5 separate regions of the Homo sapiens genome follow, and all the other regions are linked to region 2. Evidence: chromatin loops called from intact Hi-C (ENCODE). Cell type or tissue: heart right ventricle. All regions are shown on one strand.

Evidence for each region. Peaks named below come from ENCODE experiments on the same cell type or tissue, not always from the same donor. Only the 100,000 strongest peaks of a DNase experiment are listed, where the experiment ranks them.
Region 1: it touches region 2 in a loop (2.0-fold over the local background); 19 of 110 quality-filtered maps call a loop at or near these places.
Region 3: it touches region 2 in a loop (1.9-fold over the local background); 9 of 110 quality-filtered maps call a loop at or near these places.
Region 4: it touches region 2 in a loop (2.8-fold over the local background); 4 of 110 quality-filtered maps call a loop at or near these places.
Region 5: it touches region 2 in a loop (2.8-fold over the local background); 22 of 110 quality-filtered maps call a loop at or near these places.

The regions. Positions count from the first base shown.
Region 1 is chr2:37,572,341-37,577,340 of GRCh38, reverse strand. The region is part of intron 1 of LINC03063 (long intergenic non-protein coding RNA 3063); the gene reads right to left. Among named protein-coding and RNA genes, the nearest start is that of LINC03063, 12 kb to the right of the region's middle. RefSeq lists an enhancer at 2,840-3,029. In heart right ventricle, no CTCF peak of the experiment used is centred here; no DNase peak of the experiment used is centred here.
Region 2 is chr2:37,646,761-37,651,760 of GRCh38, reverse strand. CDC42EP3 (CDC42 effector protein 3) reads left to right here. Exons shown (of 2, transcript NM_006449.5): 2 at 4,939-5,000. Among named protein-coding and RNA genes, the nearest start is that of CDC42EP3, 22 kb to the left of the region's middle. In heart right ventricle, a CTCF peak has its summit at 2,923 (motif pointing right); DNase peaks (open chromatin) are centred at 2,910 and 3,190; H3K4me3 peaks cover 529 bases; H3K27ac peaks cover 5,000 bases.
Region 3 is chr2:37,562,167-37,567,166 of GRCh38, reverse strand. LINC03063 (long intergenic non-protein coding RNA 3063) reads right to left here and starts at 4,681. Exons shown (of 2, transcript NR_187223.1): 1 at 4,548-4,681. RefSeq lists a cis regulatory region at 4,538-4,896. In heart right ventricle, no CTCF peak of the experiment used is centred here; no DNase peak of the experiment used is centred here.
Region 4 is chr2:37,795,011-37,800,010 of GRCh38, reverse strand. No RefSeq gene overlaps it. Among named protein-coding and RNA genes, the nearest start is that of PIRAT1, 78 kb to the left of the region's middle. In heart right ventricle, no CTCF peak of the experiment used is centred here; no DNase peak of the experiment used is centred here; H3K27ac peaks cover 1,419 bases.
Region 5 is chr2:37,411,867-37,416,866 of GRCh38, reverse strand. No RefSeq gene overlaps it. Among named protein-coding and RNA genes, the nearest start is that of QPCT, 70 kb to the right of the region's middle. RefSeq lists an enhancer at 1-140. In heart right ventricle, CTCF peaks have their summits at 1,208 (motif pointing left), 2,060 and 2,261; no DNase peak of the experiment used is centred here; H3K4me3 peaks cover 384 bases; H3K27ac peaks cover 1,443 bases.

The DNA of each region.
Region 1 (5,000 bases), 74 kb after region 2:
GTGGTGGGGCTCACACAGAGTACAGCAGAGGTATTAAGTCCTCATCTAAGTTGAGTGTGTGCTTCCTGCTATGCACCTGGAGAGTCTGAACGCTAGTGCTGCAGTCTGAGGGCCTGAGCACAGATCCCTGAGCAGAACCACACATCATCAGCAGTACCCCTGAATGAAGAACAAAATCCCGAGAGTATGGAACGAAATCCTGCTGCCCTTCCCAGCATTTCTGGACCAGGTTTCCTGTATGATCCCAAGTGAAGAGTGAGGAAGAATAAGAAAGGCCCTCCTTGGATTTCTCAACCACCTGGTGGGTGGAAGGCTGAGTCAGAGACAATTGGCAAAAATCAAGGATGAGGCTTGTCCTATATTTCCAAGACTGTAGAACAAATGCAAACCAATTACAGGCATGTTCACTTTTTTGTTGCTGTTTTTTGAGACAGGGTCTCACTGTGTTGCCCAGGCTGGAGTGAAGTGGCACAATCATAGCTCACTGCAGCCTTAAACTCCTGGGCTCAAGTGATCCTCCTGCCTCAGCCTCCCAAAGTGCTAGAATTACACGCATGAGCCACTGTGACTAGCAGTACTTATTTTTAAAAAAGAGGAAAACTGCTGAGACCTTTTATCAGATACTTAAAGGTATCTATGACCTAAAAAGAGTTAAAAGCCTCCACTTCAGGAGATAGAGGGTGATTTTAGGTTGGGCTACCTGAGATGTGGATTCAGGGTTTGTGAGCAAGTGATTTATTAAGACTGCTTCTCAGGACTGCCATTCGACCCAGGAATCTCATTACTGAGTATACACCCAGAAGAATATAAAGCATTCCACCATAAAGACACATGCACAGAAATGTTCACTGCAGCACTCTTCACACTAGCAAAGACATGGAAGCAACCTAAATGCCAATCAATGACAGACTGGATAAAGAAAATGTGGTACATATACACGATGGAATATTATGCAGCCATAAAAAAGAACAAGATCATGTCTTCTGTGGGAATATGGATGGAGCTGGAACCTGTCATCCTTAGCAAACTAACACAGGAACAGAAAACCAAATACTGCATGTTCTCACTTACAAGCAGGAGCTAAATGATAAGAACACAAAGAAGGAAACAACAGAAACTGGAGTCTACCTGAGAGGGGAGGGTGGGAGGAGGGAGAGGAGCAGAAAAGATAACTATTGGGTACTGAGCTTAATATCTGAGTGATGAAATAGTATGTACAACAAACCCCTGTGACACCCATTTATCTATGTAACAAACTTTCACATGTACCCCCAAACCTAAAATAAAAATTTAAGTCAGGGAGGACAGCAGGAAGGGGAGGAAGCCAAACAAGGGTGTTGTTGCAGGCAAGTCCTACAGAGGGTAGTCTTGGCCTGATCCTGCAGGGGACCTCTGGAGTGTAAGTTATGCCTCCAATTTGTACCAGAGGCAAGAAAAGCAAGAGCACTGGGCTTTCATACCTACCTCACTTGTAGGCCATTCATCAAGGCCACAAGCGGGGTGGAGAGAATAAATGCCCAGGTGCTGTGGCTGGAGGGGCTCTCTGCACAGGCCCTGGCAACCTGAAAGCAGTTCTCGAAAGAGCTTCAGAAGCCGTGAGTTAGAAGCAAATGCACAGCAAAGGGGTATATGAGTGTACACGAAAATGGTAAAGAAAAAAAGATCACCCGGGCACAGTGGCTTATGTCTGTAATCCCAACACTTTGGGAGGCCGAGACAGGTGGATCACGAGGTCAGGAGTTCGAGACCAGCCTGACCAACATGGTGAAACTCCACCTCTACTAAAAATACAAAACTCATCCAGGAGTGGTGGCGCGTGCCTGTAATCCCAGCTACTCAGGAGGCTGAGGCAGGAGAATCACTCGAACCTAGGAGGCAGAGGTTGCAGTGAGCTGAGATGGCGCCACTGCACACCAGCCTAGGTGACAGAGGGAGACTCCACCTCAAAAAGAAAAAAGATCCTGGGAGGTCTGACTGGGAGCACCAACGTCATCCACTGCTCCTCTGAAAAGAGTTGTTCTTAAAAATGCAATTTCCACTGGGAGGCCGAGGTGGGTGGATCACGAGGTCAGGAGATCAAGACCATCCTGGCCAACATGTTGAAACCCTGTCTCTACTAAAAATACAAAAATTAGCTGGGCGTGGTGGCACATACCTGTAATCCCAGCTACTTGGGAGGCTGAGGCAGGAGAATCGCTTGAACCCGGGAGGCGAGGGTGTCGTGAGCCGAGATTGCACCACTGCACTCCAGCCTAGTAACAGATCAAGACTCCGTCTCAAAAAAAAAAAAAAAGCAACTGCAATTGCAACTGGAGAGCCAAGGACTTGGCACCCCAAGCATAGCCATGAGGACACTAAGGAAAGAGAAAATCTAGCAGAGAGCAGGGCCTAGAAGAGGGAGACAAAGTGTGTTAGGAAGAGAACACAAATCCAGCACAAATACATCTATTAGTCCAGTGGATGTGCTCCCAGTCCATCAGGAAAATGTCTCCTCACCAGACATCAGTTGTCCCTGTTTTGGGACGGAGTCTTGCTCTGTCACTAGGCTGGAGTGCAATGGCGTGATCTCGGCTCACTGCAACGTCTGTCTCCCGGGTTCAAGCAATTCCCCTGCCTCAGCATCCAGAGTAGCTGGGACCACAGGCACTTGCCACCACATCCAGCTAATTTTTGTATTTTTTGTAGAGTCAGTGTTTCACCATTTGTCCAGACTAGTCTCAAACTCCCAGGCTCAAATGACCCACTTGCACGTCACCTTCCCAAAGTGTTGGGATTGCAGGTGCGAGCCAATGCACCCAGCCCTATTTATTCTTTATTCACATTCCTCCTGTGTAGCATTTTCCCCACTTGCTTTATCCCCTCACTCAGAGCTTTCCCATCACTCAGAGCTTCTCGGTGTCTATTTATTTCTTCATTCGAGTCCCAGCCTCTGGTTATTTTTTACTGGGCCTTGCTCCCCTGTCTCCTCCTGCTCATAGCCCCTTCTCCAGCATCTCTCTCTTCCCGGGTCACCTCATCAGTATCTTTTTCTTCTATAACGTAGAGAAACATATTCCTTTTTGTTTCAGTCCTAGCCCAGTCAAGCTATGGTCAGTAGGTCTCATTTTCATAACCAAACATGCCCATATAAGGTGTGTTCTGAAGCAAAGGCAGTTCTCTTCCTGAGTCTGCAGTTGGTACTTCATGTGACTTCTCCCCTCCCCATTACATACAGCATATATAAATATATATGTAATATGTACACACACATACTCATGCATATGGAAACTGAGGCCCAGAGAGATGGCAACTTGCCTGAGGCTGCTTAACTGGCTAGTGACAGAACCATGACAAGAACTTAAATTCTTAACTCCTTTTTAAGTGTTCATTGCCTCTGAACACACTGCCTTCTGAGCGTTCAAGCATTTTATATCAATGGTAATAAACAAAAAATAGTTTAGTGGGAAAGGCAATTTAAGCTAAGTGCCAAATGCATTCCATAGATATATAATTTATTTTCTGAATCTATGGGGCTAAGGCACATAGTATAAATATGAGGAAACAGAAATTAGCATAAATCTTGAAATAAAGTTGCCTTTCCATTACATATGGTAACAGATGATTCTACAGGGCTAAAAGAGACTGTTTAGGGGGACTACTCATTTGAAAACCTTGTAGTATCAGTAAAAATACTTTCTGTGCTCAATATTTTCTTACTGATTTCATCACAAACATAAAATCATGAATCATAAAGCTGGAAGGAATTTCAGTTAGATCATCTGATTCACTTCTCCACCTTCAAACAGAAAGGGGTATCCTTATCCCCATTTCCAGAGGAATTAGGTAGTTGCCAGAAGTACTAGTATTGGCTTAAGGGCAACTTAGAGTCCTGTTTCTCTACTGCTTCATTTTCCAGAAGCCACATCTAACGTGGTCTTTTGCAAATTGCAAACCGCTTTTCACACATTTTACTTGTGATAATCCTCATAGCAACCTTATATGACAGGTCAATTATTACCTCATTTTTACAGGTGGGGAAATTAAAGCTTGGAGAGATTAAGTCACTTGCCTAAAAGCACCCCACTAGTATATGACGGTTAAGACTGAAATCCAAATCTTCCATCTCCAAATCCCATGCTCTCTCTTTACAATTCTATTCAGACTGTACTAGAGGAGGTGGTTTGTGTTGGCACACTGGTTTGGACGTTATAGACAATGAGAAAACATGGCTGAACTGTCAGTCACTGCAAGAGGGATCTTATTTTTATCTAATAGGAGGTCTTGGCTGGACAGGAACTGAGTCTCAAATACTTCCAGTGACTGGGTGGTAACTCCATGTCAGACGCTGTTCCAGGTGTCCAGGATAGATCAGTGACCAACACAGAAAGGTCTCTGGCCCCTGGAATTTACATTCTAGTGGATGAGACGGACGTGAAACAAATAATGAAATATAAAATATGTCAAGTGATGTTAAGTGCTATGGAAAAACTAAAACAGAATAGACGTGTGTGTGTGTGTGTGTGTGTGTGTGTGTGACAGAGTGTGTAAGGAGAATAGGAATTACATTTTATATATATGTAAGGTGTTTAGGAAATTTCATCAGATAAGGTCACATTTGAGAAGATCCCTAAAATAGGTGAAGGAGAAAATTTCATGGAGATCTGGGAAAACATATTCTGGATAGAGAAAAATCACAAATGCAAAGACACTAGAGTATGAGTTTAGTGAATCTGAGGAACAGGAAGAAGGCCAGTGTGTCTGGGAAGGTTTAGCCACCATGTACTTGCCTTCATTGAGCAAAAACATCCATAAGAGAAAAAACAAGTGCACGTCTTTGAAACATAAAAAATAACACAGGGTAAAAATGAGTGTTATAAAGAGGCATAAATCAAGTACTATGGGATTTCAGAGGAAGTAAAGGAGGCTTGGAATCCCAGAGAACCAGCACTTAATTCTCTATTCCAAGGTTTTCCTTTTTGTCTGAACTGTAAAATATACCATTTTCAAACTTATCTTATGTG
Region 2 (5,000 bases):
CGATTCCACCTGCCTGCACTTCCCTCCTCGCTCATGCCCTGGCCAGCAGCTCCTCCTGCATCCTCTCCCACCTGTTGAATTTTCTCACTTTCCTTTCCGACTACAAATGTTTCTCTTCTGAGATCTCTTCCCTTTTACAAAGTACAGATCCATGCTGCCTCTTTGGTGAAGGCCTGATCACAGAAGCAAAAAGTGATCTGTCCCATAGCCAGGGTCAGGGGAGACGTGGCTCAGGCCTTTTGTGAAGTCTTCATATACCCACACACTGCCATTGCAGATGCTGCTTTTAGACACATTTTCCTGATGTTTGTGTTATGATCAGTAACTCATAGTAGGCTTTTCAGGACCTAACAGCCATGTATAAAATTGGCTCTCCAGGAAAGCCTAATCTGAGCCCTGCATACACATTTATATATTTGTGATTTAAAAAAAAATAGCCAGTTCATTAACATGATTTGAAAATCCAAAATCATAAAAGGATAGTGAAATTTCTTTGCCACCCTGTTCCCCTTCCATCTACTTCCCCTCTCTGTGGACAGTCACTATTATTACTTGTGTGTTTCCAGAAATACTCTATAGATAAGCCAGTACAAATATAAATACACGCATTTGCACCTCTTTTTTTTTCCTTTGATGATGTACATCTTTGGGCTCTTCTCGGATGAGCATATTAAGCACTTCTTCATCCTTTGTTAGATCTGAGTAGTATTTATTTGGAAGGATACGCTTAACTGAACCAGTCCTCCATAGGTGGACAATTAGGTTGTTTCCAACTCTTGACTGTTATAAACTGTGCTGGTTTGAACAGCCTTGTTATTTCTCTGTGAGTTGGGTAAATCCCTATAAGTGCAATCTGAGGTCAGAGGGCATATGATTTGCAGTTTTGATAGATATTGCCCCACTGCCTCTACTGAGTTTGGACCTGTTCATACTTCAACTGTCAGTGTATGCAGGGCCTGTTTCCCATCCTCATCAGCCCAGCACATTGCCACACATTTGTGTTTTAAACAGGCTTTGGAATGCACCCCTTTCATAATTAGGGAGCAGACAGAATTCCCAGGGAGGGTGCTCATTAAATATCATGTCAAGACCTCAAAGCTCAGAGCCCAGCCATGTGGCTTCGTGCTTGGTAGCCATGCAGCCTTGGCAGAGTGGCTGGATATCAGTTCGTCAGTAGTGATCCATTTGTAAAATGAGGATAGTCACAGTAACAGCCTCATGGCTTCCTCAGCTAGTCCATGTCAAGGGTTGGAACAATGCTCGGTACATAGAGAAGCCCTCAACAAATACCGACTTGTATCAAGTGCTGCTGGTACCCAGGAGATGCTCATACCCTCTCCAGGAGCAGCCACTTCTTGCTAGGGAAGAAACTATCCCATTAGGTTTCTGCCTAAGTAAGTAATTGGCAAAGATTTTGAAAGAGCAGTGAGCCCAGGAAGCAGAAGGGGAAACTGATCAAGCTGCATGGACTTAGCCCAGAATGTTCAGAAAGGAGAGAGAAGGAAGTGGTCAGTTCGAGAAATTATGGGCATTGGATTATCAGCGTTGGATTGACTCTCCTGGGATCAATCATGGTTGCCCCTGAGCTGGGGAGGAAGAGAACAGATGCAATAGAAGGACTAGATCAGAGCTGCCAGATACTTTCCCAGCAGCACAAACGTCAACTTACCTAGAGTTGTAAAACTGACATTTTGCCCAAAATTCTTAACTTTCAGGGTATTTGGGAGCTGTTAGGATTGGCAATTCAGATTCAATTCAAATTATTTTTTTCTATAGTCCTAGAAGCCTATGCCCCATCATGCAGTAAATATGATGTAAATATTTGTAGAAAGAAAGCAAAATGCCTCTGAAGGTATCTTCTCCAGTATCTCCTACTCACCAGAATCTCACTACAGCTTAGGTAGCCTCCCCACCAACCCTTTTCTTGCCTTTTTCTTTGCTGCTTCCCTCCAACCTTTGCCTCCATGCCACCGACATGAAGCCCCACTTCAAGCAGGATGAGTGAGCCTCTGGTTGGAGGCCCCTGGTGCTGGTGCCTGTGGCTGGGCAAGGACTGACCAAAGGCTGGGGCTTGACGAGCATCTTGCTCCCTGGTGGGTGCCCAGCCCCCACCAGCCTACCGACTGGGCCCTCCCTCCCCTGCACCCTCAGCAGCACACACTTTCTCCCCCTTTGCTCTTCCTCCTCACTGTCCCAAATCCTTGTTTAATTCAAGGGTGTATGTGAATGATCCAGTCAGAGTGGCAGGGAACTGCTCTCTGGCTACATTTTCATGGGATTTTTTTTTTTTTTTTTTTTTTTTTTTTTTTTTTTTTGAGACAAGGCCTTGCTAGGCTGTAGTGCAGTGGTACAATCATAGCTCTCCGCAGCCTTGAATTCCTGGGCTCAACCAGTCCTCCCACCTCAGCCTCCCAAGTAGCTAAGACTGCAGGTGTGTGCTACCATTCTCAGCTAATTTTTTAAGAAAGTTTTTGTAGAGATGAGGTCCCATTATGTTGCCCAGGCTGGTTTCAAACTCCTGGACTCAGTCAGTCCTCCTGCTTCAGCCTCCTGAGTAGCTGGGACTACCGGCGGGTGCCCCCATGCCCAGCTAATTTTTTTTTCATAGAGACAGGGTCTTGCTATGTTGCCCAGGCTGACCTCAAACTCCAGGCCTTAAGTGATCGATTTTTTTTTTTTTTTTTAAATAATTGGAACCCCCTGCCCTGGGACCTGGCCTTGCATAACCCTGCCTCCATCAGCTGACCCCAGGCAGCCCTGGCATGCCCTTGAGTTGTGGTGGACACGCTGTATCTTTCCATGGCAGCTGCCTTCCTGGCCGTGTGTGCTGAGGACACCACTCCTGTGGGCAGCTGTTCCTCAGGCCACCCAGCTGCTCCTGCAGGCAGTCAGCCACACTGTGCCCAAAGGGCAGGGAGGCCACCTCTGAACAGCAGGGGGCCCGAGGCCAGGACTAGGCATTGTACACTCATACAGGAAGGAAGTTCTGATGTTTTAACAGGAAGAACATGGGCTTCAACTTTTGTTACCACAACAAGACCCAAATTAGAGCTAAAACTATGAGAACGAGTGTCAGGACCCACGATCATGTCATTGCTGGCAGCCCCATGGTCAGCCCACTCTGCATGAATGCAAACCTCCTCGTACTTTCTCTGCCTCCTCCCCATACCCAAAGCCCGAGTGGGGCTGGCTCTCTCTAGTGCATTGTTCTCAGCCTTCTCCGGCCTGGGTTGCTGGCCAGCATGCTGACACGCTGAGCTAGCTGCTTCCCAAATTGAGTTAGCTGTTACTGAGCCAGTGGGTGGTGGAGCACAGTTCTTGTCACCTGCCACTGGTAAATGAATTTAAAACTCTTGCTGAAAGGAAAGAAATATGGGGCAGATGCAGACAGCCTCCAGCTGCTACAAGCAAATGTGGCTCCCTTCAAAACACCAACTAACCCACCCAGCCCTTGGAGTATTTATTTGCAGGCTCTGCAGCCAGTGGGAGGAGCGCCTGAGGGAAGAGGTCATGGCAGAGCCATTTGGGAAGTTCCTGCAGTGGGAAAGGGTTTAGCTTCTCTGTGTCAGCATCAGAGGTGGAGGATTATTTTCAAGAGATAAGAGCATCTCATTGGCAAAAGAGCACATTACAACCCCAATGCCTTGTAGCTCATCCCTCCTAATCTTATCATATAGTATGTGCAGGGAGGATGTGTTGCTTTCTACACTGGTAACAAACGACCACAAACTTGAGGGCTTACAACATTTACCATTTCACAGGTTCTGTGGGTCAGGAATCTGGGCAGGGCTGAGTTCCAGCATCTCCCTGAGTTATGATTCAGTGTGGGTCAGGGTGGTGGTCTCATCAGAGGCTCAACTGGGGAAAAGATCTACTTCCAAGCTCCCCAACATTGTTGGCAGATTTCATTTCCATAGGCCCTTGCACAGTGTAACTGCTCACCTCTCCACAGCCAGCAAAGGGAGTCAGGGAGTCTTCTCCCTTGTCAGCTCAGATGAAATCTCCTATAATGTAACCTAATCAGGGACCTATTGCCTTTGCCACATTCCCTTGTTTAGAAGCCAGTCACAGGTTCTACTCACAAAGGCATTAACACCAGGAGGCAGATCATGGGGGCTCCCTTCGAATTCTGCCTACTGCATGGAGGATATAGCCTTATCAGTAATGTTTCAGAAGTGTTCCCAAGTGAAGGCCCAGCCTGTAATAGAGATTCACAATGTTTTCTCTTTGAAGTGAAGCAGTTTTGTTCATTTCCTCCCATCTCAGAATGACTTCAAATCCTGACATCCTCGACAGCCCAATACTTTGCCACAACCTGATTACAACTCTAGCTCTCTTATTTACTGGCTATATGTTATTGAGAAAAGGTAACTTTCTAGGGGAAGGGCTTATCCTGAATCTCCGTTTTCTTATCTGTAAGAATGTATTCCACTAACATTTTTAGGACAGTAGCATATAATAGTTATTGTCACTTATTAAATAATTCCAGCACCTTTCCTTTAGGACTGTTCATTTTATTGCATTAACTTATGTACATATGGAACTCAACAATGAAATATTAGTGTTGCTAGTATGCACATCAAAGCAAAAGGAAAATGTATTTTAAAACAAATCCAGTTGTATTTAAGGAGCTGAAATCACTGATCCTATGCTTACAGCAATTCTTAGAGGAAAATGACTAAAACCATAGACATGTCCAGAAGATGTGCCCATGGCTATGTCTAAAAAGTACTGGTGTCATAGATATGGGGTTTTTAGGTCTTTCTCTTTCCTGTTTTCTCTAAGATGAAAATTTTTATCCACTTACTGGAGGGAAACAATAAGTTCAGCATTAGTTGAAACTGGCCCTGCCATTATTTACAGGCTCTTGTGAAAAGGGAGGCCCTAGGGCACCCAAAAGGGTCTTTAGCTTATAACCTGCTTTGGTTTCTTCTGCAGGTTTGTCCTGGTTGTGGTCAAGACTGGATGATGTAACTGGCTCTCTAGGAAGCCTCACTTGG
Region 3 (5,000 bases), 85 kb after region 2:
CCTCACTGTGTTCTTTGGGAAAATGATAGGAACTCTGATTTCTAAGAAATTCAAGTATGACCTTAGAACAAAACTCCCCTAAGCAGCTCAAATGTCTCCTATCTCTGTTACCCAAAATGTCTCTGTCTCTGATTCAGAAACAAAATGCTGATTTACACAATGCCCCATCTAACCCTTGTGTTGGTTTAACTTTAAGCTGAACCAGAACTTTCGTCTCTCACATTCACCCTGGGTTCCTCTGCTTCCTCATTTCCTGCCTCATCCAGATCCTGCTGTGCTGAATTGAATTAAGTGTAGAAAAAATACTGATTCAGCTTCATCTTCATGTGCCCAGATTCAGCTGCAGAAAAGGACAGAAACACTACTTGGTCCACAGCAATTTTTAAAATCATTCCATGTGAGTCATATACCAAAAAGAAATCAAATCATGGAGGCATCTGGTGTCCAGAAAAGCCCACTTTTTTCTATGGCCAGAGTCTAGAAGGTCGGGTGACTCGCCCAGGGGACACGTTGCTCTTCATAGAACATTGGAACAAGGCCCATATGTCTTCCAGGCCCTCTTGCTCAAAATTACCATGTGATCAAAACAAATCCTATCGTTGTCCCAGCAGGGTTCATTGGTCTTATGAATTTGGGGACAGACAGTGCCTGGGGGAGGAAAAGGAAGCAAAGTAGATGCTTCTTCCATTCCAAGATGAATCACATATGTACAATTAGACCCAGTTTAGTTTCACATTACCCTTTCCTGGAGGAAACTATGAATATGGGACCCCCACATATATTCACAGCCCACACTGAATGCTCTGTTCCCTAGAAAACCTATAATCTATACTATACGACTTGATATTTGGTTAAGACATTTTTGCAGGACGTGTGTATCTGGTTCCCAGGACTAAGCTATCCAGTCCTAGAGAGCCAAGGTCATTGTGTTATACTTCTTAGTACCCTTCAGAGCAATCGCACAGTGTGCAACATACATAGTAGGTACAAAATGTATTTCTCTGGATTGGCTGATGTTTTATTTAAAAAAATGGGAATATTGACTGGGCATAGTGGCTCACGCCTGTAATCCTAGCAGTTTGGGAGGCCAAGGTGGGCAGATCACCTGAGGTCAAGGGTTTGAGACCAGCCTGGCCAACATGGTAAAACCCATCTCTACTAAAAATACAAAAATTAACCAGGCATGGTGGCTCATGCCTGTAAGCCCAGCTACTTGGGAGGCTGAGGCAGGAGAATTGCTTGAACCTGGGAGGTGGAAGTTGCAGTGAGCCAAGATTGTGCCACTGTACCCTAGCCTGTTTGAAAGAGCAAGACTCCGTCAAAAAAAAAAAAAAAAAAGGAAAAAATCAGTCATCCCACCCATCCCCACTGGCTAGTGGCAGATGTGCCTGCTCCTTGGCTGCAACATGGATATGCTTCCCTCCCAAAAAGAAACCAGTATCTCTGCTGCTGTCATAGACTCAGACACCTGCAGGGACAGTTCCCACTCACTGCATTCCACAAACCACTTGGTCTATACATTTTTCTACTATCACCATCTTCTTCCCAAAGAATTCAGATTGTTTACAGAGATGAGAAGACACACTGATACTCACCTGATTTATTTAAAAATCTAATGGATAGTTCCTTCAAAAGTTAAACATAGAGTTACCATTTATACTGCAATTTCTCTTCCAGGCATATACCCAGGAGAATGGAAAAACATATGCTCACACAAAAACCTGTGCATGAATAATTGTAGCAGCATTACTCATAAGAGCCAAAAAGTAGAAACAAGCCCAATGTCCATCAGCTGATGAATGGATAAACAAAATAGGGTCTATCCATATGATGGAATATTATTTGGCCATAAAAAGGAATAAAATATTGATACACGTGACAACATGGATGAACCTCAAAAACATTATTCTATGTCAATTAAGCCAAACACAAAATACCAATATTAGATAATTCCATTTACATGAAACTCCAGAATAGGCAAACCCATAGAGATAGAAAGTAGATTCATGTTGCCAGGGTTTGGGGGAAAATGACTGTTAATGAGTACAGGCTTTCCTTTTGGGGTGATGGAAAGGATATTCTGGAAAGAGAGTGATGGTTGCACATATCTACGAAAATACTAAAAACCACTGAATTGTACATTTTAACAGATGAAGTTTATGGTATGTGAATTATATGCCAATTTTTAAAAATTGATTAAGAAATAAAATAGGACACAAAACTTAAAGAACATTAAAAACTACGTTGTGAATTAAAATGAATCCCAGGGCCAATGCTGGCCTGTTGATTTTAGTGTTGCCAGAGCTGGACTTGCCTTTCTTTCTCTTTGTTTCACTCACATTTGGAACTGCAAACATAGGCTTTTCTAAAACACATTGTGTGCCTTTGCAGCTCACATCCAATGCCCAAATCGGGTCCGTCACCCAGGCTATTGGGCCTACTCTCAAGTGGGTTTTGATCTGGCCCTAATTCTATAGACAGTGTGAGCCTCGGGGATCTGGCTTCACCATTTCCACATTGTGAGTGGTGATCGTTTCTGTCAAAAATAATCATCTGTCTTTCATTGTAGTGCAGATGATACCCAAATGTTACCCTCATCCATCAAACTGTCAGGTTAATTGTTTATAAAACATCCGGAGCTGGTTGTCACAGAACATCAGCAAACTCAGACCAAATAAAACAGAATGCTCTGGTTGGATACAACCCCTGTGTGAAGCAGAGCCCTGATGACATTTATGGGAAACAAAGATTCACAAACACCTTCCTTAATCCAACGACCATCAGAAACCTAGGGGTGATGTTACCGTCCTGAGACACTGAGCAAAACTGCCCTCGAATAGCTTAGTTTTTCTCTTCCTAGAATGTTTTTCGATCATTTGAAAACTACTTCCAGTCCTAAAAGACTGAAGACAGGTAAAGTTTATGGTATGTGAATTATATATCAATGTTGGCTTTAAATTCAGCTTTTAATTTGGCTTTGTTGGCTTTAAATTTCTGCCATGGTCCAGCATGAAGATGGACAATGCAGTTTCCCTGCCTGCCTTTGCTGCAATCATGACTCTCAGACAAATATAAAAAGAATACTCATATATTTTATTTAACTTACTAATTAATAAGGTAAACAGTAAGATGTTAGGACTCATTTTTTAAAAAAATTTTGAGAATCTGGGTATCTATTTAAAAAAAATAACTGGTCCATGTCTTACCAGGCAAGAAACTTTTCAGGGATGATTCTTCCATGAGACAGAAATTTTTTGCAGCTTCTTTTGGAAAAAATCCACAAGTTAATCTTGTCTGCATAGTTTTAAAATAGGCAACCCATGGAAAATTAAACCTAGTACTTCACTGAAGAACACTCAGGACTCTCTTTTGGCTGTTTTGAAGTTTCTAGTAACTTCCTGAGAGGCCACTGCTGCCAGAACTAGGAACCAACTCAGGGAGGCTTGTGGGAACTAAGTCTTTACCACCTAGTGCTAAAAAATAAACGGAACGGTTTTTCGAAAAATACACAAAATTATCCTCAAAGCAGACGTGCAAAGGCCACTATCTCCCTCCTTCCCACAGCCCTCGGACACTCTGTGATCCAATTTCTTTACCTTAAATGTAACCCACTGTTGTTTAATGGGAAGAAGAAAGAGGAAAACAAACCTGCTAAGAAAGTGGACCAGACAAATCCAACTCAAGAATCCCCGCCCTACAAGTGTGCAGAATGAAAATACTCAAAGAGGTCTTCAACTATTTGGATGCCATGACTTCTTGAAACAGACAAATGCAATTTTGAGAGTAGTTTGAATGATTTTAGAACCTAGCAGGAATATTTGTCATAAGATAAAAAAGGCATCAACTCATTTCCCCTCCTGCCACCTCCATTCCCTGCTCTCCACCAGAGCTCCTCAAAGCTCAGGAAAGGAAGGCAAACAACAAAAAGAAACAACAACAACAAAATCAAGTTTCTAAAATTCTATTATTTATGGAAGGTAAAACTAATGACACAGCATAGTTGGGGTTTCTTACAGAATCAGTGTGCATTGCATAAGACTATTTTAAATTATGTCCTGACATGGTGGCTCATACCTGTAATCCCAGCACTTTGGGAGGCCGAGGTGGCTGGATCACTTGAGGTCAGCAGTTCGAGAACAGCCCGGCCAACATAGTGAAACCCCATCTCTACTAAAAATACAAAAGTTAGCTGGTTGTGATGGCGCATGCCTGTAATCCCAGGTACTCAGGAGGCTGAGGCAGGAGAATCACTTGAACCCGGGAGGTGGAGGTTGCAGTGAGCTGAGATCGTACCACTGCACTCCAGCCTGGGTTACAAAGTGAGACTCTGTCTCAAAAAAATAAAAAAGACTTTTAAATTATAATGAAATTTTATAGCTGTTGAATTTCTATTTTATAAATATATCTACTCTAAAGTAAAATTGTTTCTCTATAACACCTACAGGTCATATGTATGATTGTTAGGTTTATTTGCTGCTTAGTCCTTGATCAGAAATGCAACTCCCAAATATAATATAGTAGGCCCCCTTACCCATAGTTTCAGTTACCTGAGGTCAATTGTGGTCCAAAAATATTAAACGGAAAATTCCAGAAATAAATAATTCATGAATTTTAAATGGCATGCTGCTGTGAGTAGCTTGATGAAATCTCCAGCCTTCCTGCTCCGTCCCACCAAGGATGTGAATCATCCCTTTGTTCAGGGGATCCGTGCTGTCTGCCTCCCCACCCATTAGTCACTTTGTAGCCATCTAGATTATCAGATCAACTGTCACTGTACTGCAGTGCTTGTCTTGAGGAACCCTTATTTTACTCAATAATGGCCCCAAAGCACAAGAGTGATTATGGTAGCATACTGTTATAATTGTTGTATTTTATTAGTTTTTCATCTCTGTGCCTAATTTATAAATTAAACTTTATCATAGGTAGGTATGTATAGGAAAAAAACATAGCATATACAGGGTTGGGTACTATCCATGTTTCAAGCATTCACAGGGGGTCTT
Region 4 (5,000 bases), 150 kb before region 2:
TGCAGAATCCGCTCTCAAAAAATACTTTTTTGAAGGGAAGTGGCCCATGGAGGTACAAAAGAAATGTAAGATCTGGTCCCTGCCCATAAGAACTTTGTCATCTAGGAGTAGAAGGAAAATATATATAGAACAATTTTATATGGAGATACACACAGACACACACACACACACACACACACACACACATACACACAAATAGATATTTGGGAAATATATATGGAATAGGACAGCATTATATTCAATAGCCAAGTATCCTAATACAGTAAAGTATCCTTTGTTAGATAAATAAAATTAGAGGCCAGGAGCGGTGGCTCACACCTGTAATCCCAGCACTTTGGGAGGCCAAGGTGGGTGGATCACCTGAGATCAGGAGTTTGAGACTAGCCTGGCCAATGTGGCGAAACCCCGTCTCTACTAAAAATACAAAAATTAGCTGGGCATGGTGGCAGTGCTTGTAATCCCAGCTACTCAGGAGGCTGAGGCAGGAGAATCGCTTGAACCCAGGAGGCGGAGGTTGCAGTGAGCCAAGATTGCACCATTGCACTCCAGCCTGGATGACAAGAACACAACTCCAGCTCCAAAAAAAAAAAAAATAAAATAAATAAAAATAAAAAAAATAGAGATTATTACATTATCAATAGCCTTTTTTCTTCCCTAATGAGATATCTTGGCCTATATGAATTCACTTTCATTTCCATGTTTCTTTTGAGCAGTTCCAAGATTTAGCTTCTAATAGGGAATGTAGTAGTTAGGTTTGTTAGGGTTGTAAGCATAGCAGGGTAAACTGAGGCTTTTTTCCCCCTTGCCACCTTTCTGTACCTCTGTAGTTATAGAAAAAAATAGAGGATATAGAAAAAATATTTGTAAAAACCTACTGTTTAGGGAGAAGCAATCTAAGCATGGCACCTTGTATGTTCACCTTTTAAAAGAAACCTTTGTAATGGCACAATGTCAGGGCCATAGGTTCTCATGAGAAACAGCTATGTTATGTTACTAGAAGTATAAAAAATTGAACCCAACTGGGAGTCTTTGAAGATAAACAAATCCCTAAGGTGAGGTGTGTTTAATTTCAGGAATTTGGGAGAAGAAATCTCAGTTAAGAGAAGAAGTTCCCATACCTTTTCCCCATTGAGAAGCCTAGACCCCTCTTCTCCCTCTCCTCCCAGGAGTCTGCAGTCAGTGGGGAGGAAAGCCAGAGGCATCCTGAGAATGCCTGACACAGCCAAAACTGCCCAATCACTAGAAGAATCTTAGGGCCTGGAGTCAAATTATTTTTATAGGAAGGAAAATGTTCCCTGGAAAAAAATGGGGAAAGTAGAGGCATTAAAATGGCAAAGGGGGACATGGGGAAAAAGGCAGAGGGTGGAAGGAGGGGAAGAGAAAGAAGGGTGGGTGAAGAAGAAAGGGCATGTCCTCAAGGAACACCCTAAAGGGCCTGGGCAGTGAGGTCTCACCTTTTGTGCATTGTAAAGGAAAGAGGAACTAGAGTGGGCCCACAATGCTTGATTTCCTCTCTTTGGTTGGGTAAGCTTTGAGAACAAGACAGAAGCCCTTCAGTGAAAACTGGCTTCACTCTTCCTCCAAACACTGGGTGCTCTTTGTTTGAGGAAGCAGGGAAAAGAAAGATGGAAGGGAGGAAGGATAATTCTGGTCCCCCATGGTCAGTAGGCAGGCATGGGTCAGTTTCTTCAAGGGTGCTGAGATGGTGTAAAACAGACTGGGGGAAGAATAATTGGAAGGCATACCTGGAATCAATAGCTCCAAACCATCAAGTCAAAAATGCATGAAATGTTTGGGTGGAGAAACAGGCACAGACAGGGTGCCTCTTCAAGTCGGCATTATCTGTTACAGAACAAACTGAATATATAGGCATCATTTTAACACTGCATAGCCAAAGAGTCCCAGAAAAGTTTCTGGTAAGCAGGAAACGGTGAATGGAAATCAATCATCACTAACTCGATATGCATAAAATATTACTATAGTCTCATTGTTTAATATTCTGCCTTTACTGACTTTAATGAATATAATCTTATTTGCCATGAATTTTATAGATTTATGCGTGACCTCAGCTTTCCTAATCCAATTTTTCTCATAAGGTTTACATATTCCTCAATGAGAAATTCTTCCAAGATAAAAGTTTTCACAAAATCTCCACAGTTGGTCATGAACAAAATATTATTATGGCCAAGTGGTGGAGCACTGCCATTAGCTGACAAATAAGTTAGAGGTGTGGCAGATATTTTGAGAGGATAATAATAATGGCCCTTATTTATTGATTACTACTTACAGCCTCTGTGCTCTACAGTCTCTCATTTAATCTTTCCAACAACACGGTGAGGTGTTGTTATCCCCACTTTGCAGATGTGAAATCTGAGACAAGGAAAGTGTGAGTGAGTTGCTCAAAGTTTCATTAACTAATAAGTAGCAGAGAGGGGGTTTGAACCTAAACCCCTCTGAATCTGAAGCGTGTATGTGCCGCCGGAAGGTGGGGCGGTGGAGAGAGCTTGTGATGGGCCTGGAGGGATGGGTGGGAATTTTATGTGGAAAGTCAAAGAGGAGAAATTCAAACTGGGCCTGAGAGGGAGGAGTAAGGGCAAGGAGGGAGAGCTGGGGAGGCCAACCTCCTTGGGACAAGGTTCACTCCAGAACCCAGCTAAATCTGAAGATGGAAACTGAGTGAGGGCCAAATGAGGGAGCCCTGGAACCACAGGCTGAGGAGTTTCCACATGATTCATCACCGCAAAGGGTGTTCTTGGGATTTCTAGTCTTCGTTTGAATGATGCAAGCAGTTCATCTCATTTAAGAATCCTTTAGGCCATTTTAAACGTGATTGTTTTTAGCAACAATGATTTTGGCAGGAAGTGAAGAGGCTGAAGTGTAGAGGGAGGGAGGAATAGGGATAGAGAGAGTATGGTGGTTCAGTAGGCTAAAGGAAAATATTTTGAGAAAAGTAATCACTCATGTAAACTGATTTTCCTAATTTAATTTCCCTGGGACAATGTCAGGCCCTGCAAATACAGGGAGAGGAGCAAGGGAAGAACAAATGGATTCTTTCACTTCTGCAGAAGCCTTCAGCTTGGATTCAGTTGAGAGGTACATGGTGGCTGATTTTTGCAATCAAGCTGAGGAGTTTTCATCTTAAGCTTGGACCTTCATAGCTGATCATGGCAGCTGACTTCTGTTTCCAAATCAACTATCCTCGCTCTGGGGAGGTGAGCTCTTGGAGTGGACTGCTGGTTGTGAGTCCTGTTTCAGGAGACCATTTAGTCAGGGCAGCGGAAACTGGTGGATTTTATTCAGGGCCTCTGTGCCAGACACCTATTTATGTTATGTCATTTGGTTCCCCCAATAATCTTGTAAAATTACGATTCCTCTGCAACAGCTGTTGAAACAGGCTCAGCACAAGCACCAAAGAGTACAGAGCTAGAAAGCAGAGGAAAAAGGATTTGAACCTGACTCTTTCTAACTCCAAGGTCAGCGCTCTTTCTTCCCTATCACTGTAGACTGCAGGTTAAAACAAACAACCAAACAAATTAAGCACAGGAGACAGGGAGAGGGAGAAGGAGGAAATACCATGATTAGATTCTAAGGAGAACAAAAGAAAAAAAAATCGAAGAAGTTTGCCTAGTTTAGATGCAAGGTTAGGTTAAGACCTGTAACTTTTGGCCCCCAGTGGAGTGGTCAACATTGAGCTGGGGGCTGACAAATGTTCTGCTCTCCTCCAGAATTTGACTCTTCTAAAAGAAATCTCTCCACACCCCATCTTTCTCTCTCTCTCTGTCTCTCCTTCCCAGAAAGAAATGAACCTGAAGCACCCCTCATGATGATGTGAGCATGCTGGATTGCTGCAAGGGCCTTAATCCCTGGGAGATTTATATCTGTGACTTCACTATGAAAACAAAACTATCTTCCCCGCCCTGTCAGGGTGCAACAATTAGAAAAGAATGTGAGGTTTACTTTTGACGAAGCATGTGGTTCATAATAGAGCCTCTTTTACCAATGGGATGATTTGTAGCTAAAATATAAAAACCATGGGCTGAAAAGGAAAAGAATAAAGAAAACATAACAGAATTCCTATTACCCCTCTCAGAACAGGGAAACAAAGGGTAAGCTTTGACAATGAACTATAATACATTTTTGAATATTTTGTTCTGCATTAAGATGCAGTATTTTTTTCTGCATTAAGACTGTAAGTCATTGTGCACTTGGAAGTTGGTTTTCTATTAATTTACATAGGATGGACCTACTTTCCCTGTAATTATAAAAACATCTCAAGACATGCATGACAGGTGTTCAGAGAATGCCACTGATTTCTGAGCCACTGTAGATAATTACACATTAATATGGATGGTATGAGGACTTGATCTGATCCCATTCTACACCTGTGAGGATAATGGGACTTCCACCCCTTAGGTCACGTGGGCATAATGACTTCAGGTAGTCTTAAGGCAATACAGTCTTAAGCCAATGAGGGTCATAGCAGTAACAAGCTAGAAACTCTGAACAGTTAGGTAGTCTGGAGGCAGTAGGGCTCAGGGTAATAGTCAAGGCCCAGGCAAGATGCAGACTCAAACAGTCTGAGGTTGTCATGATCAGAGATATCAGAAAAGACTGAAGACAGTCATAGAACCAAGGAGAGCTCCATGGGAGCTAGCAGAATTTTCAAAACCTACTACTATCTGCTCCTTAACATGGTAGGGGCCGTGTTTTGCACCCTACTCCGTTCCCCAATATCTGCCATAGATCCTTACCCTAGAGCCATGCACATCAGGGGTTGGTTGAACACCTGAAGTCTTTGATCATCATTTACACTCCTGGGCATCAAGTCTATGCTACCAAAAGAAATCCCAATGGGAAAAAGCCATCTCCTAGCTTTTTGAGTAGCAAAATTATCTAGGAGCTCATAACCTTTCCATTTCCATAGCTGAAATCTGCCTGACATTCTCCACTTGGAGTTGAAGTCCAGTTTGATTGAGGTGGGGTAAGTGCTTCATTTTCTA
Region 5 (5,000 bases), 230 kb after region 2:
ATTCTATTAGGTTGGTACAAAATTAATTGCAGTCTTTGCCATTACTTTTAATCAACTATCAACTATCAACTCACTGTCCAATATTTTTTTAGCCTAGGTTACAATAAGAAATCAGCAAAACTGTTGACTGCCACTGAAGCACATACCTGTGTGCTCACAAGCCCGTCAGAAAACAGAAAAAGAAAAAGAAAAAAAAAAAACAAAGGAAGAAAGAAGGAAGGGAGAGAGGGAAAGACTTAAAGCCTGGTTTTCTCATTCATCATTTATAGCAGTGGTCCCCAACCTTTTCGGCCCCAGGGACTGGTTTTATAGAAGACAATTTTTCCACAAAGGGAGGGTGGGTATGGTTTTGGGATGAAACTGTTCCATCTCAGATCATCAGGCATTGGATTCTCATACAGAGCACACAATCTAGGTCCCTCGCATGCGCAGTTCACGATAAGGTTCCCCCTCCTGTGAGAATCTAATGCCGCCACTGATTTGACAGGAAGTGGAGCTCAGGTGGTAATCCTCACTCACCTGCCACTCACCTCCTGCTGTGTGGCCCAGTTCCTAACAGGCCACAGATCAGTATCAGTTCATGGTCCAAGGATTGGAGGCCCCTGATTTATAGTATGTCATTTGGATAGCAATGCTGCGAAGAGTTCCCCTCCACCTCCCAGAACCACCCTCTCCACTCTATCAAATCACATTCTATTACATTCATTCATCCATAATTTCCAAGGATTTCAACTAGCTGGTCTGGTGCCTCACTCTCTTCTGGAGAGGTAACTGTGCCATCCTTCCATGTCGTTCAGCACTGTGTATTGCACAAAGGGACTCCTGGGGACAGTGTCTTAACCCACAGCAGGAGAAGGCCTCCACTGCCATGCCAAGCTTTGAAGTCCTGGATCATTGCAAGGGTGAAGTCTCCAAGAAAAGGAAGCTGCTGATGGTCAGAAGAATAGAGTGGGGTGTGAATAAGTATAAAGGTTGCATGAGTGACAACTGTGAGCCTCTCTTGAAGACCAGTGTCTAAGCGATAGAAATCTGGACTAGAGGGGAAAAAAAAAAAAGCAAACCCATACATCCATACAAGCACAGGAAAAGATTGTAAGATCATTCAGCTTTGTGTTCCAACACTGTCATGGAGCTAAGCAAAGATGGAAGAAAGGACCTCAAAGCACCTCTCCCCTCCAGGAAGGGATGGCTGCCACCCGGTGTTGACAGAGCTGACTAGGGAGTTCCAAAGCCAGGAAGACTCAAAGAGGGTTGCAGAGTGTTTTTGTTCAAGCTGCTCCATCCACTTCAGCTTATTCTACCCAGCGTCCAGAGATAGGCCATATCCAATCAGCCCATGATCTAAGCCAGGTTTAAGGTGGCCGCAGCCCACAAGGGCCCAGTGGTAGCAGAATCCGCCACGCAGCAACCTTCCACTGTTTCCTCTGTGCTGAGATCCCCTTATCCCCTTGACTCAGCCCCACCAATGAGCCCCCACCTTTCCTCTTTCTTTCTTGTAGCCTCTAGCAGACACTGCGCCTGCAAGATAAAGAAGGGAAACGCTCTTGACCAGGAGAAGGGACACCTAGTCTAAGCTTCTTCCCTAATCAGCTGAGAACCAGAACAAATTCCTTAACTACTCTGACCTCTATCAAATGGCTCCTCATCTGTCAAGTTGGGATAAAAACCAGGAAGCAGAATACTTAACTGGTTAAGTGAGCAGCTCTGGGGCCAGAGAAACTTGAGTCTAAATGGCAGCTCAGCTGCTTCCTAGGTGGGTAAACTTGGATAAGTTTCTCGACCTCCCTATGCTTCAATTTCCTCTTCTTGCAAAATGAGGGTAACAAAACTGTTGTGTCCATGAATTGAGACAGTGTACAGGAGGGTTAAATGTGATAAGAGAACCTAAAGGCATTAGCATGGTACCTGGTGCGAAGTGAAATCACAATAAATGTTAACCATTTGCACTGCCATCATCACTGTCCTCTACCAAAGTGACAAAACAGTGTTGACATCTCCCTGAAAGGAATCAGGCGCTACGCATATTATTATCCTTAACACATGGCATCTGGTTTGTCAGTTCCTTCAGCCTGTTTCACTAGATGTGACTACGGGCAAGTGTAGATTTTTTTCACTTTGGAGAATTAATAGGATCTGAGAAACTGACATTTTCGCCCTCAATTCTCAATGAATTTAGAACAAAAGAAACCTGCAAAGCTCAGATAAACGTGAAAGAAAAATCACCAAGCACTGCTCTAACTTCTTTGAATCTTGTGCATCTCCTAGTGGTGATCTTTCAGAATAACTCTGAAAGCCCATTCAGAGTTACTGACCCAGTAAGGAAGAAACTGTGGAGAAGTTATTCAGACTTCTACGGTAGTCCGGGCCCAACGCACCAAGACATTTCACTATTAAAGGGACAGAGAGTAAGTCTCACTTCTCTCCAAAGAAGTCTCAGGGAAATTGAGGGCCAGGGAACTTTTTTTTTTTTTTTTTTTTTGGCAGAGTCACTTTATTGCCCAGGCTGGAGTGCAATGGCACGATCTCAGCTCACTGCAGCCTCCACCTCCTGGGTTAGAGCAATTCTCATGCCTCAGCTTCCCAAGTAGCTGGGACTACAGGCGTGTACCACCATGCCTGGCTATTTTTTGTATTTTTAGTAAAGATGGGGTTTTGCCATGTTGGCCAAGCTTTTCTCAAATTCCTGGCCTCAAGTGATCCACCTACCTTGGCCTCCCAAAGTGCTGGGATTATACATGTGAGCCACCACACCTGGCCAAGAGCCAGCAAACTCTTACCTCCAGCCTTCTGAGTACAAGAGCCACAAGACATGTTTTGCGTGCCCCCCCCCAAAAAAAATTGCAAGAAAACATCATTAACTAGCAAATCTCTAGTTTTGCTAGTTTTCCCTTTTGCTGTCTCCTGCCCTAATCCACCCCATCTCCAGCCCCAAGACAAAGCAGCAGCCGACAGGGCTGTATCTACCCCACACCGCCCCAAACCCGGGGACTCCTTGGCCTTTTAAGTGTGTCCCACAAGGTACCAAAGCCTGCAGAATAAAATGAGGGCCACGCGAAGGACCTGGACTGTGGAATCAGCCAGACCCTGCCACTCCCTGACTGTGACCTTGGGAAAGTCGTTTCATATTTCTAAGCCTCGGGATTCTCCTCCAAAATGGAGATGCTATCCACTTTGTAGGGCAGTTGTAAAGAATGCACAACAATAGTCACAGAAGTGCCTAACTGTGTGTCAGGCACATAACAGGCCCTCAGCCTATATGTTCCATCCCCAGACCTCTTCCCAGGCTTGCTCAGAGCCCTGTGAGACATTAACTCTGAAAGAGCTAAGAGACTAGCCTACAACATGGGGCCCCCTGCAAGTGGTATTTCCTAAGAGGGCACTGTCTCTAAACAAAGATCCATATAGTGCCTTCCGGTCTCTATCCCATCCACACTGCATAAAGATGTCCTTGGCAGTGTTAGCAATTTTGTTTGATAGCAACGATAGCTAAGTGATTATATAAATTACCATAAACTCACAAGATAGACTATTATGCAGCCATTGAAATGTTTATAAAGAACTTGCTATAACATGGAAAGTGTTTATGCTATAACAGAGTTCAAAAAGCAGAGGAAAAACCTGCACATACACTATAATGACAACTTTGTTAACTATGCGAAGACAGGATCCTGGCAAGAAATATAAGACGCTATTAACTGTAGAATTCTCTAGGTGGTAATACTTGGATAAAATTTTTTCTATGTATTTTAAATTTTCAAAAATTTCTCTAATTGCCATATATTAATTTCATAGTCAAAAATAAGAAAATAAAATGTGTTGGGGTTTTCAATTCCTTGCTGAATTACCAGGACCAATGATTTGAAGCAAGAGGGATTGGGCAGATCTAGTAAACCATAATGGCTATGTGTTTGTTTGTTTGTTTGTTTGTTTAATTTTATTTTATTTTAGATTCGGGGGTACCTGTGCCTGTTTATTACATGGGTATATTGCATCTGGTAGAGATTGGGCTTCTAATGTACCCATTACCCAAATAGCAAACATTGTACCCAATAGGTAGTTTTTCAACCCTTTTAATGGCTATTTGAGTGGAAAAAATTTATACCAACAACTTATTGGAGAATACGACGTGCCCGGAAAGCACAAGTATTCAAAAGTGATCCACTGGTAACTGTGCAAGGAATAAAACTTATGTTATTTCTCTACAATAATTTAATTTCTAATTCAAATTACTTCCTAATTATGCCAGATGGTAGAAACTAGATCTTTGTCAATTCACGGTCCCTTCACACCTTTTCTTTCAAATGTCATCTAAACTACAGGAAGCTTACGTAGTGACAAAGCAGTGTTTGAAGGTAGAGGAGGGGTGCAGAGGCAGGGACAGGGGCGGCATCTGCTCTTAGCTGGCCTCACACAGCCCAGCTGGTGTCCCTGAGATACCCCATTCACGTCCAACAGGAGTCATTGATCCACACAGACAGTGTCACAGCTGGTCCTCCAACCACAAGGTCAACTGTGCTTTGCAGCTCGCTCGCTCTCAGATGGAACCAGAAAACCACAAGCTCTGTACCCAGTGGAACACAAGCCTAAAACTCTTTTTTTTTTCTCCACTTACTGCCTTTATCCATGTTTTATCCCTTGATGACACCTTAGGCACATTCTTCAGCTTTTCCATCTCTTTGAGATATTAAAAAGTTTAATCTAGTTTAGTATAAAACGTCAACCTTTATGTCCAATTCAAGATCTTTCCTTTGACCCAGCTCAGGCCTAATCCCTGACCCAAAGGACCTATCCTACAAGGGATCCCAAGGGCAGGAGTATCATCCACTCCCTTTGCCTCCCTGCATCCCTGCTTTGCCTCTCCACGGTGCGGAAGGAGGAGAGGTGGAGGTTTGTTTTGCTCAGCTCTCCCAGCTGCTTTGGCTGGCTGTGCTTTCCTGGAAGCAAGTATCTCCAAGCTGCCTCCCTTGGCAGGGCACAGGCTCCTACATGTGAGACATCCC